Linked DNA regions of Homo sapiens: region 1 is linked to region 2. A link is an interaction called in ENCODE POLR2A ChIA-PET data of the cell type or tissue named here. Cell type or tissue: OCI-LY7. All regions are shown on one strand. Each heading gives the region's core, and the rest is flanking DNA. Links, peaks and the distances in the headings are about the cores only.

What was found. Peaks named below come from ENCODE experiments on the same cell type or tissue, not always from the same donor. Only the 100,000 strongest peaks of a DNase experiment are listed, where the experiment ranks them.
Region 1: POLR2A ChIA-PET joins it to region 2 with 5 read pairs; 2 of 35 experiments call an interaction of 5 or more read pairs at or near these places.

Annotation. Positions count from the first base shown.
Region 1 is chr19:12,018,384-12,024,172 of GRCh38, reverse strand. All of the region lies in intron 1 of ZNF433 (zinc finger protein 433), which reads left to right. The region is part of intron 1 of ZNF433-AS1 (ZNF433 and ZNF878 antisense RNA 1); the gene reads right to left. Among named protein-coding and RNA genes, the nearest start is that of ZNF433, 14 kb to the left of the region's middle. In OCI-LY7, for the core only: no CTCF peak of the experiment used is centred there; no DNase peak of the experiment used is centred there.
Region 2 is chr19:11,579,375-11,585,330 of GRCh38, reverse strand. LOC124904638 (a long non-coding RNA gene) reads right to left here. Exons shown (of 2, transcript XR_007067140.1): 2 at 1,667-1,914. It also overlaps the pseudogene GAPDHP76. Among named protein-coding and RNA genes, the nearest start is that of ACP5, 4.7 kb to the right of the region's middle. RefSeq lists enhancers at 1,237-1,296, 1,307-1,446, 3,348-3,547 and a silencer at 3,047-3,212. In OCI-LY7, for the core only: no CTCF peak of the experiment used is centred there; DNase peaks (open chromatin) are centred at 3,340 and 4,500; H3K4me3 peaks cover 1,794 bases; H3K27ac peaks cover 2,500 bases.

The sequences.
Region 1 (5,789 bases), core at 1,842-4,341, 440 kb before region 2:
TCTTAATTACGAAGACTGGAGAATTCCAAGGGGGAAATGTTGGAGCTATGTGTCCTTTTTCTAATTGTTCAGTAACTAAGTCCCCTAAAGCCTCCAGTTTTTCTTTACTTAGCGGCCATTGTTCTATCCAAATTGGCTTATCTGTTAACCATTTTAAAGGTATAGTTTCTGGAGGCTTAACAATGGCCACCATCAAAAATGATACCCTAAACCTTGGTGGGAACTTTGTCTTTCTGCTTGGAGCAGTTCCTTCAAACCCTGCAATTTTTTTCCTAGGACATACCCCATTTCATGCATCATATGTTGACTTTCAGGGCTATATAATTGCTCTGGAATTAGAACTTGTACTCCCCATTGTTGCAGTAAAATCTCTCCCCCATTAATTTATAGGTACAGAAGTTACAATTGATCGAATAGTCCCAGGTTGTCCATTGGGCCCTTCACAATGCAAAATACAGATTCTTTGATATACTTCAGGGGCTTTACCAACTCCAACTCTGTTAAATTGAGTGGGTTGAATTGGCCATGCGGACAGCCAGTGGTGTAGAGAAATGATGGAAATGTCTGCTCCTGTATCTACCAATCCTTTAAATTTCTTTCCCTGAATAGTTATTTCACAGGTAGGACATTTATCAATACTTTGATTCACCCAGTAAGCTGCTTTGCCTTGTTTATTTGTGCTTCCAAATCCTCCTGTTCGTTTAATTTCACTTTTCCCCATTTCCACATATGGCACAATCAGGAGTTGTGCTTTCCTGGCTCTGCTTTCCAGGGAACAGAAGTAGCTATAACAATTTGAATTTCCCATTGTAATCTGAATCAGTGACTCCTGTATGTACTTGCACTCCTTTTAAATTTAAACTAGATCTACCTAGAAGTAATCTGATTGTCCCTACTGGCAAGTGTCCACAGACCCCTGTTGGAACTTTTTGTGGGGGTTCCCCAGGCAGAAGACTCACAGCTTTTGTGCAGCATAAATCTACCGTGGCACTACTGGCTGTGGTGGGGGATAGATATTGTACAAGGGTTAGGGAATGGCCTCAGCCGGAAATGCCTTGGTTTGGAATGGGGCCCGGGACAGGCCCCTCATGGTGTTTCCCAAATTTAAAAGGAAAAGGCTCAAATGTAGCTATAGTATTTTCCTGTTGATCTGGGGGGTGTATCCTAACAGGGAACTGCCAAGCCTCTATATCACCCTCTCTTGTAGCTTGGTGAATTCCTGCCTGAATAGAACTGAGAGCCATTGCTCAAGGTGCTGCTCGAACACTCATTGGGGAAACTACTTTTTGTCCAGTGTCCTCCAGAAAAGAAAGATCTGGTGGGTCAGGCCACTCTTTTTCTTCAAAATAAGGAGGGGGTGCAGAAGGGTAGGGATGGACTCTTCCTCCTTTGCCACTTTAGCTTTAGCTGGCAAACAAACCTGCTCTGTCATCTCTTCTGTTACTTTCCTTCCTCCTCCTCATCAGTGTGAAAAGGTTACAAGATGGAAGGAACCAGAGCCCACACTTGTCCCTTTGTTACCCTGATGCTTCCAAGCTCCCCTTCTTACCACGGGCATTGCTTTAGAGTACTCGGGTGTCCTCCAGCTTAGTTCCACATTCTCCAACTGTTACTCCGGTGACACTTTGACCTGGGTTCAAGACCCACACATGTACACCACTTGCCAAGACCATCTCGGTCATGGAGACCCTAACCCAGGGGCACTAGAGGAATTAAAGACACACACAGAGAAATATGGAGTGTGGAGTGGCAAATCAGGGGGCTGACAGCCTTCAGAGCTGAGAGCCACGAACAGAAATTTACCCACATATTTACTGACAGCAAGCCAGTGATAAGCATTGTTTCTGTAGATTATAGATTAAAAGTATTCCTTTTGGGAAACAAAGGGATGGGCTGAAACAAAGGGATGGGCTCTGGCTAGTTATCTGCAGCAGGAACACGTCCTTAAGGCAGAGATCACTTACGCTATTGTTTGTGGTTTAGGAACACCTTTAAGTGGTTTTCTACCCTGGGTGGGCCAGGTGTTCCCTGCCTTCATTCCGGTAAACCAACAGTCTTCATTGTGGGTGTCATGGCCATCACGAACATGTCACAGTGCTGCAGAGATTTTGTTTATGGCCAGTTTTGGAGCCAGTTTATGGCCAGATTTGGGGGCCTGTTCCCAACACCTAAGTCTCTATCACAGCGTGACGGTTGAATTGGCAGCCAGTACCGCCAGGCATCCTGCATCATCACTGCAGGAGGTAAGCTCTACCCTAGTACCCTGTCTGGGAAATAGTGCACCCACAGTCCCCTATCTTACTAAGTTTATGGGATAACAGCAGGGAGTGGTCTTCAGGAGAGAAATCTGACCTGGTGTTTTGGTTTTGTGAGTGGGAGGTAGTCTCAGCTGTCTCCCCACAGGGAGAGAGCCTATTATCCCTTATGCATTCTAGATTTCTGAAGCAGAGTCTCCAGTCTAAGTCCCTATCTCTTATAAAGAGAGATTGTATTGAAAATGTGTTTAAAATATCAAGGAAGGCTTTATTCAGCACAATTGTAATATGTGTCATGAGAACTATAATATGGAGATTACAGTTCTGTATATTATATTACAGTTCTCACGACACGTAATAGGCTGTCTCCCTGAGTTTAATCTCTCTCCTATATTACAGGGCAAGGCGAGGGAAAGGATGGAACTTGGTGAAGTGTCAGCAGTTAGGGAAGAGAAAGTTGATGGATTATCATGAGTGAGGGAAATTGAACTTGATTGGAAATACTAAGTTTTGGTGGGAGAGATTCTCTGTGCACTGCCTTAAAAGGCTTTTTGCTATAACTGGGCTCTGCAGAAGAAGGCCAAAGCCTAGACAAGAAGAGGGCTGTGAGATCAAGTTTGGTCAAAGAAGGAGTCCTGGCCAGGTGCAGTGGCTCACAGCTGTAATCCCAGCACTTTGGGAGGCTGAGGTGGGTGAATCACGAGGTCAGGAGTTTGAGACCAGCTTGGCCAACATGGTGAAACCCCCGTCTCTACTAAAAATACAAAAAAATTAGCCGGGTATAGTGGTGGGTGCCTGTAATCCCAGCTACTTGGGAAGCTGAGGCAGGAGAATTGCTTGAACCTGGAGGCAGAGGTTGCAGTGAGCTGAGATTGTGCTACTGCTCTCCAGCCCGGGTGGCAGAGTGAGACTACTCTGTCTCAAAAAAAAAGAAAAAAAAAAAAACAGTAAAGCAGGAGTCCTTAAGACCCCTGTAGCTTAGTGCTGTTTTTTTTTTTTTATATTTTTGTTTTTGAGACAGAGTCTCGCTCTGTCGCCCAGGCTGGAGTGCAATGGCGCAATGTCGGCTCACAGCAACCTCCGCCTCCCTGGTTCAAGCGATTCTCCTGCCTCAGCCTTCCCAGTAGCGCGCATCACTACACTCAGCTAATTTTTGTGTTTTTAGTAGAGACAGGGTTTCACCATGTTAATCAGTCTGGTCTCGAACTCCTGACCCCAGGTGATCCGGCCACCTCTGCCTCCCAAAGTGCTGGGATTACAGGCGTGAGCCACCGCGCTCAGCCAGCTCTTCTTAGGAATGACAATAAATCCCTAAATTTCTGCTTTCCTCGATACATTCCAAAACACTCACTCCTCTCTCGAAAGGACGTCTTCAATTATGTGTTTCTCATGATACACTTGAAACAGCTGCAGTATTTAAATTATTATTTTTTACTTTAATAAATGGCTATATTTAAAATTTTATTATTTTATGAATACTTTTCATGAGAGAAAGTGCTCAATAACCACCTGAAACTACACTGTGTAAAATACTTATGCCTGTTGACTCCTGATGTTGAGCACCACTTCATATACTTATTGGTCATTTCTATGTATTGCAGAAATGTCATTCAAATACTTTTGCTTTTTTTTTTTAAAATTTTTTTGAGACAGAGTCTTGCTCTCTTGCCCTGGCTGGAGTGCAGTGGCACAATCTCGGCTCACTGCAGCCTCTGCTGCCCAGATTCAAGTGATTCTCCTGCCTCAGCCTCTTGAGTAGCTGGGATTACAGGAATGTGCCATCATGCCCGGCTAATTTTTGTATTTTTAGTAGAGATGGGGTTTCACCATTTTGGCCAGGCTGGTCCTGAACCCCTGACCTCAAGTCATCCGCCCACCTCGGACTCCCAAAGTGCTAAGATTACAGGTGTGAGCCACCATACCTGGCCTATGCCCATCTTTTAATCAATATCAATTAGTTTTTTTACTTGGTACTGTGATTTATTATTTTTAATTATTGTAAAATAATAAACTTCAATTTTACCAGCTTAAGCAGTTTTAAGTGTATAGTTGCACAACACTACATAACTCATCTAAGGTGAATTATACTGTAATTTTCTTTTTGTGCCTAGCTTTTTGCAATTACCATAGTATCCTGAAGTTTTGTGATTGTTGTAGCATGAGACAGGATGTTATAAGATTAATATTTCAATGTATATATATGCCTAGCATATTTTCATTATGCATGCAGCCATCAATGGACATGTGGATTGATCTGGCTCTTTGATTTTGTGAAGAGTGGTTTTCAAATATGTCTTCAAGGTTCAGTTTTCAATTTTTTCAAATTTAATATAACTAGACCCAAAAGTGGGATACAGGAAAATACAGTAATTTTATTTTTTTAGGCACTACTGTACTGTTTCCATAGAAGCTGAGCCATTTATTATCCTTTAAACAGAGCACAAGGAGTCCCTTTTCCCTTTGTTGATGGTGTCATCTCATGCACAAAAGTGGTTTTTTTGTGATGGAGTCTTGCTGTTGCCCAAGCTGGAGTGCAGTGGCATGATCTCAGCTCACTGCAACCTCCAACTTCTGGGTTCAAGTGATTCTCCTGCCCCAGCCTCCCAAGTAGTGGAATTGCAGGTGCATACCACCATGCCTGGCTTATTTTTGTATTTTTAGTAGAGACGGTGTTTCACCATGTTGGCCAGGCTGGTCACCAACTCCTGGCCTCAGGTGATCCACCTGCCTCAGCCTTCCAAAGTGGTGGGGTTACAGGCATGAGCCACCATGCCTGGCCACAAAAGTTTTTAAAAGTTTGATAAATGTTTGCCTTTTTGTTGAGACTAGGTGCCTGGAAATTTTTTTTTTTTTTTTTTTTTTTTTATTAAGATGGAGTCTTGCTCTGTCACTCAGGCTGGAGTGTGGTGGTGTGATCTTGGCTCACTGCAGCCTCTGCCTCTTGGATTCCCGCGATTCTCCTGCCTCAGCCTCCTGGGTAGCTGGGATTACAGGCACGCACCACCATACCTGGCTAATTTTATTTTTTTGAGACCGAGTCTCACTCTGTTGCCCAGGCTGCAGTGCAGTGGCATGAGCTCATGAGTGTAGAGCTCATGAGTTTTTGTTTTAGTTATTTATGACTCATCATTTAGATTGATAAGACCCCTTGTAAAATCCAGTTTTTTGGTTTTTGTTTCTGCTGCAGCACTCAGAACAAAATTCATTTTCTAGATAACATCAAAGGTTAAACTTTGTCGATAGGCATTTTTTTTTCAAGGATATGCAGCCTCAGGACTGCTAATGTTAACTTTTTCTGCACAGGAATTTGGAAGACTTTGTTATGGCAGGTGCCGTACTCCCACTTTACAAACAAACATTAGGGGCAGCCCAGGCAGCACACCTTTCTGGATTTACCAAAAATACACATTTTCCTATTCTACTGTTGCTTTACCACATGGTTCAGTTGTAGCCTCAGAATTACTTTATGGAAGAAACTGAGTGTAGACAGAGAGTATGAGGTCTGATGGTCATGGAATAATTGTTTTGAGTCCA
Region 2 (5,956 bases), core at 2,333-4,832:
CCAGAGTTAAAAGCAGCTCTGGTGCCCTGGTGACCAGGCACCCAATATGGCCAAATCCATTTACTCCTGTCTTCACTTTCACCACGGTGTCTCGGGGACATGCCTTTTTCACTGCATGAAAAGATGTGGCTGTCTGTCAAATGGGAGGAGCAGAGAGGCTCTGCCTTTTTAATCTTTAAGAAAAAAAATTCAGGCTGGGCATGGTGGCTCACGCCTGTAATCCCAGCACCTTGGGAGGCCAAGGCAGGCGGATCACAAGGTCAGGAGATCCAGACCATCCTTACTAACATGGTGAAACCCCGTCTCTACTAAAAAATACAAAAAATTAGCTGGGCGTGGTGGCGGGCACCTGTAGTCCCAGCTACTTGGGAGGCTGAGGCAGGAGAATGGCGTGAACCCGGGAGGCGGAGCTTGCAGTGAGCCAAGATCGCGCCACTGCACTCCAGCCTGGGTGATGGAGCAAGACTCTGTCTCAAATAATAATAATAATAATAATTTAGATGGGGTCTCACTGTGTCACCCAGGCTTGTCTCAAACTCCTGGGCTCCAGTGATCCACCCACCTCAACCTCCCAAAGTGCTGGGATTACAGGTGTGAGCCACCACACCCGGCCTATTATTATTATTTGAGACAGTCTTGCTCTTGTCGCCCAGGCTGGAGTGCAGTGGCACGATCTTGGCTCACTGCAACCTCTGCTTCCCGGGTTCAAGCGATTCTCCTGCCTCAGCCTCCCGAGTAGCTGGGATTACAGGTGGCTGCCACCACGCCCAGCTAATTTTTTTTGTATTTTTAGTAGAGATGGGGTTTCACCTTGTTGGTCAGGCTGGTCTCAAACACCTGACCTCAGGTGATCCGCCCACCTCAGCCTCCCAAAGTGCTGGGATTACAGGCGTGAGCCACTGCTCCTGGCCCTGTCTTTTAATTTTTAAAGGGTAGGGGGCACCATGACCCATCTTTGCCCACCTAAACCACCTATTCAGCAGCCCATGCCCCGCAGCCCACAGCTGGGGGACATCATGCAAAATCTAAGTCAGATCTGTCCCTCTGATCAGAACCCTCTGTGGCTCCCACCTTACCCAGATAAAAGCCCCCTTCCCTGCAGCCCCCAAGAGCACACGCAACCTGCCCCACCCACACCCTTCTCTGTTCCTTGCCCTTGACCTTGCAGACTCAACCTTCCGGATTCACTTCCCCCTTGCTCACTCTGCTCCAGCCACAAAAGCCAATTTTTGGTTCCTCAAATCAAACTAACTCATGACAGCATTTTGAATTTTGAAGCCTTGGGGCCCCGAAAAAGTCCATCTTTTTTTTTTTTTTTTAAGATCGAGTCTCACTGTGTTGCCCAGGCTGGAGTGCGGTGGTGTGATCTCGACTCACTGCAACCTCTGCCTCCCTGGTTCAAGCAATTCTCCGGCCTCAGCCTCCCAAGTAGCTGGGATTACAGGTGCTCGCTGCCATGCCCAGCTAATTTTTTTGTATTTTAGTAGAGAAAGGGTTTCACCTTGTTGCCTAGGCTGATCTTGAACTCCTGAACTCAGGCAATCTGTCTGCCTCAGCCTCCCAAAGTGCTGGGATTACAGGCGTGAGCCACTGCGCCCGGCCCAAAAATCCATCTTTGTGGGTTCCTTTGTAAATGTGTAGTCAATTTAGAAATTTAGAAACACGGTTTCCCTTAAGCCTTTATTTAGTTACAATCACAACTAACATGTTACTTATACACCTGGCAAAGTGAAACATCAAAAAATTAATTCAGGGCCTGGCCTCAGGCCTGTAATCCCAGCACTTTGGGATGCCAAGGCAGACGGATCACTTGAGGTCAGGAGAATCGCTTGAACCTGGGAGACGGAGGTTGGGACGAGCTGAAGATCACACCACTGCGCTCCAGCTTGGGTGACAGAGTGAGTGAGACTCCATCTCAACAAAAAGAAAAAGAAATATCACTTTAAGAGGTCATTGGATGCATATTTGGGTCCGTTTATAAGTTTAGTGGATTGAAATTAACATTTTACATTTTATAAGTGTGATGCATTTTATTCTATACTCTTTTACTACTATAATAATAATTATTATTATTAATTTTTTTTTTGAGATGGAGTCTCGCTCTGTCACCCAAGCCGGATGGAGTGCAGTGGCGCGATCTTGGCTCACTGCAAGCTCCACCTCCCAGGTTCATGCCATTCTCCTGCCTCAGCCTCCCGAGTAGCTGGGACTACAGGCGCCCACCACCACGCCCAGCTAATTTTTTTGTATTTTTAGTAGAGACGGGGTTTCACCGTGTTAGCCATGTTGCTCTCGATCTCCTGACCTCGTGATCCGCCCGCCTCGGCCTCCCAAAGTGATGGGATTACAGGCGTGAGCCACTGCGCCCGGTCAATTATTATTATTTTTTAGAGACAGTGTATCAGCTCTGTCACCCAGACTGGAGTGCAGTGGTGCAATCATGGCTCACTGCAGCCTCGACCTCCTGAGCAATGCTCCCACCTCAGCCTCCTGAGTAGCTGGGCTACAGGTGCACACAACCACGCCCAGCTAATTTTATTTTTAAGAGATGAGGTCTCTACAAAAAGTGTTGGGATGACAGGTGTGAGCCACTGTGCCAGCTTATTCTTTAATCTTTTAATTTATTATTATTATTTTTTGAGACAGAGTCTTGCTCTACCACCCAGGCTAGAGTGCAATGGTGCGATCTCAGCTCACTGCAACCTCTGCCTCCCGGGTTCAAGCGATTCTCCTGCCTCAGCCTCCTGAGTAGCTGGGACTACAGGCACGTGCCACCACACCCAGGTAATTTTTTGTATTTATAGTAGAGATGGGGTTTCACCATGTTAGCCAGGATGGTCTCGATCTCCTGACCTCTTGATCCACCCGCCTCGGCCTCCCAAAGTGCTGGGATTACAGGCATGAGCCACTGCACCTGGCCTATTCTTTAATCTTTTTAAATGTCTCCACCAAGCAAACACCTTGAGAAGTCCTTATCAGTTATTAAAAATCTACAATGCAAACATACAAATAAAAGGAGAACAGTAAGTTCTCTTAAACATTCTGATACTACTTCTAAACTTAGCCAATAAACTGAGAATGAATGTTAATTTTTTAAATAAACAGGCCAGGGGCAGTGGTTCACACCTGTAATCCCAGCACTTTGAGGGGCTGAGTTGGGAGGATTGCTTGAACTCAGGAGTTCAAGAGCAGCCTGGACAAGGTGACAAATCCCTCTCTCTACAAAAAATACAAAAATTAGCTGGGTGTGGTGGTGTGTGCCTGTAGTCTCAATCCCCAGGAGGCCAAGGGGTGTGGGAGGATCCCCTGAGCCCAGAAGGTCGAGTCTGCAGTGAGCCGTGATCGCATCACTGGTCTCCAGCCTGGGTGACTCTGTTTTAGAAAAAGAAAAAAGAAAGAAAAAAAAAGCTTTCATTAACTGAAGACAGACTGAAAGCAAGAGAAACTGAAAGCAAGATAAATGAGTGGGTGGTTTTCTCAAGCACTGGTAAGTGCTGCAGAGAAAACTACAGCAACAGGAGAGTCAATGATGGGGGCAGGGTGGTGCATTTCAGATAATTTCAGATAAATTATCTTTTTCTTTTTTTTTTTTTTTTTTTGAGACAGAGTCTCACTCTGTCACCCAGGCTAGAGTACAGTGGCACGATCTTGGCTCACTGCAACCTCCGCCTCCCAGGTTCAAGCAATTCTCCTGCCTCGACCTCCTGAGTAGCTGGGACCACAGGTTTGTGCCACCACGCCCAGCTAATTTCTGTATTTTTAGTAGAGATGGGGTTTCACCATGTTGGCCAGGCTGGTCTCGAACTCCTGGCCTCAAGTGATCCACCCGGCTTGGCTTCCCAAAGTGCTGGGATTACAGGCGTGAGCCACCACGCCCAGACTCATTTCAGATAAATTAAAGGAACTTGAACACAATGGGTGACCTCAGTATCTGACTAAGGAAGACCCTTCCAGGCAGGGAGAACAGAAAGTGCCAAGACCCTGAGGCCAGAGTGTATCTGAGACAGTCAAGCAATGCGGAGGAGGTCAGAGGAGCAAGAAACAGGGAAAGCAGGATTGGCAGGAGGAAGGAAGGGAAGGGATTGGGTAGAGACAGCAGCGGAGAACAGGACCTGGATGTATTGGCAACAGGAGGAACTCACTCGTGGGGTTGTTGACATCTGAGATTGACACTGGTGTTGGGAAAATAGGAAAGGGTGGAGGTGGAGGGAGATTCTGAGTCACAGCCTGATCTAGCTCCACAGAAAATCAGCAGAAGAGAGTTCTCCTGGGTGAATGGAGAGAGAAGAGCTTATTCAGCACCCTGGAGGAGACCAGAGAGAGATAGCCAAGAACGCACAGGTTTTATTACATGCTCTGTGCAAGATCAGGTTTATTTTTTTCATTGTGCTCTCTCTCTCTCTCTCTCTCTCTCTCTGAGACAAGAGTCTAGCTGTGTTGCCCAGGCTGAAGGTCAGTGGTGCATTCGTAGCTTATTGCAGCCTCAAACTCCCAGGCTCAAGCGATCCTCCACCTCAGCTTCCTGAGTAGATGGAACCACAGGTGTGCACCACCATGCCTGGCTAATTTTTTTTTTTTTTTTTTTTTTTTTTGTAGCAATGTGGTCTCGCCACGATGCCCAGGCTGTTCCTGAACTCCCGGGCTCAAGCGATCCTCCCACATTGGCTGGGTTTACAGGCCTGAGCCACCATGCTTGGCCAGCTTTTTCAATTTAAAAAATATAGAAAGTGTTAATACAAATTAAAAAGTTATAAAATAGTGCCAATAGTATCCCATTTTTCCGAAGACAAACATAGGCAGAGAAAAATTAATGGATACTGTCTCTCTGGGCAGGGGTATTACTGGCTATTATAATCTTTTTCTTCGTGCATTCCAGAATTTACCAACTTTTCTACAAAGATCATGTAGCACAATAAGATAATAAACATAATTTTGTGTGATCTCAAAATACAGGAAGCATAGAAGCTTCCAAAACACGCCTGTACCCACCACGTGAAGAAACAGATGTTAACATTTGGTCATAATTGCTTCAGATTTCTTTCTTTTTTTTTTTTTCTGTTTTTTTTTTGGGGGGGACAGAGTCTTGCTCTGTCGCCCAGGCTGGAATGTAGTGGCATGATATTGGCTCAGTGCAACCTCCTCCTCCTGGGTTGGAGTGCAGTGGCATGATCTCAGTTCACTGCAACCTCTGCCTCCTGGGTTCAAGAGAGCACCTCCAGCTAATTTTTGTCTTTTTAGTAGAGACAAGGTTTTGCCATGTTGCCCAGGCTGGTCTGGAACACCTGACCTCAAGTGATCCGCTCACCTCGGCCTCCCAAAGTGCCAGGATTACAGGTGTGAGACACCACACCGGCTAAATAATAAGTTTTTAAAAAAACAGGAGACTGGCCAGGCATGGTGACTCACGCCTGTAATCGCAGAACTTTGGGAGGCTGAGGTGGGCAGATCACCTGAGATCGGGCATTGGAGACCAGCCTGGCCAACATGGAGAAACCCCGTCTCTACTAAAAATACAAAATTAGCCGGGCGTGGTGGTGCGTGCCTGTAATCACAGCTACTAGGGAGGCTGAGGCAGGAGAATCGCTTGTACCCGGGAGGCGGAGGTTGCGTGAGCCAAGATTGCGCCACTGCACTCCAGCCTGGGCAACCAGAATAAAACTGTCTCAAAAAAAAAAAAAACAAAAACAGGCCGGGCGCGGTGGCTCACGCCTGTAATCCCAGCACTTTGGAAGGCCAAGGTGGGTGGATCACGAGGTCAGGAGATCGAAACCATCCTGGCTAACACGGTGAAACCCCGTCTCTACTAAAAAATACAAAAAATTAGCCGGGCGCGGTGGCGGCGCCCGTAGTCCCAGCTACTCGGGGGTGCTGAGGCAGGAGAATGGCGAGAACCCGGGAGGCAGAGCTTGCAGTGAGCCGAGATCGCGCCACTGCAGTCCGGCCTGGGTGAAAGAGC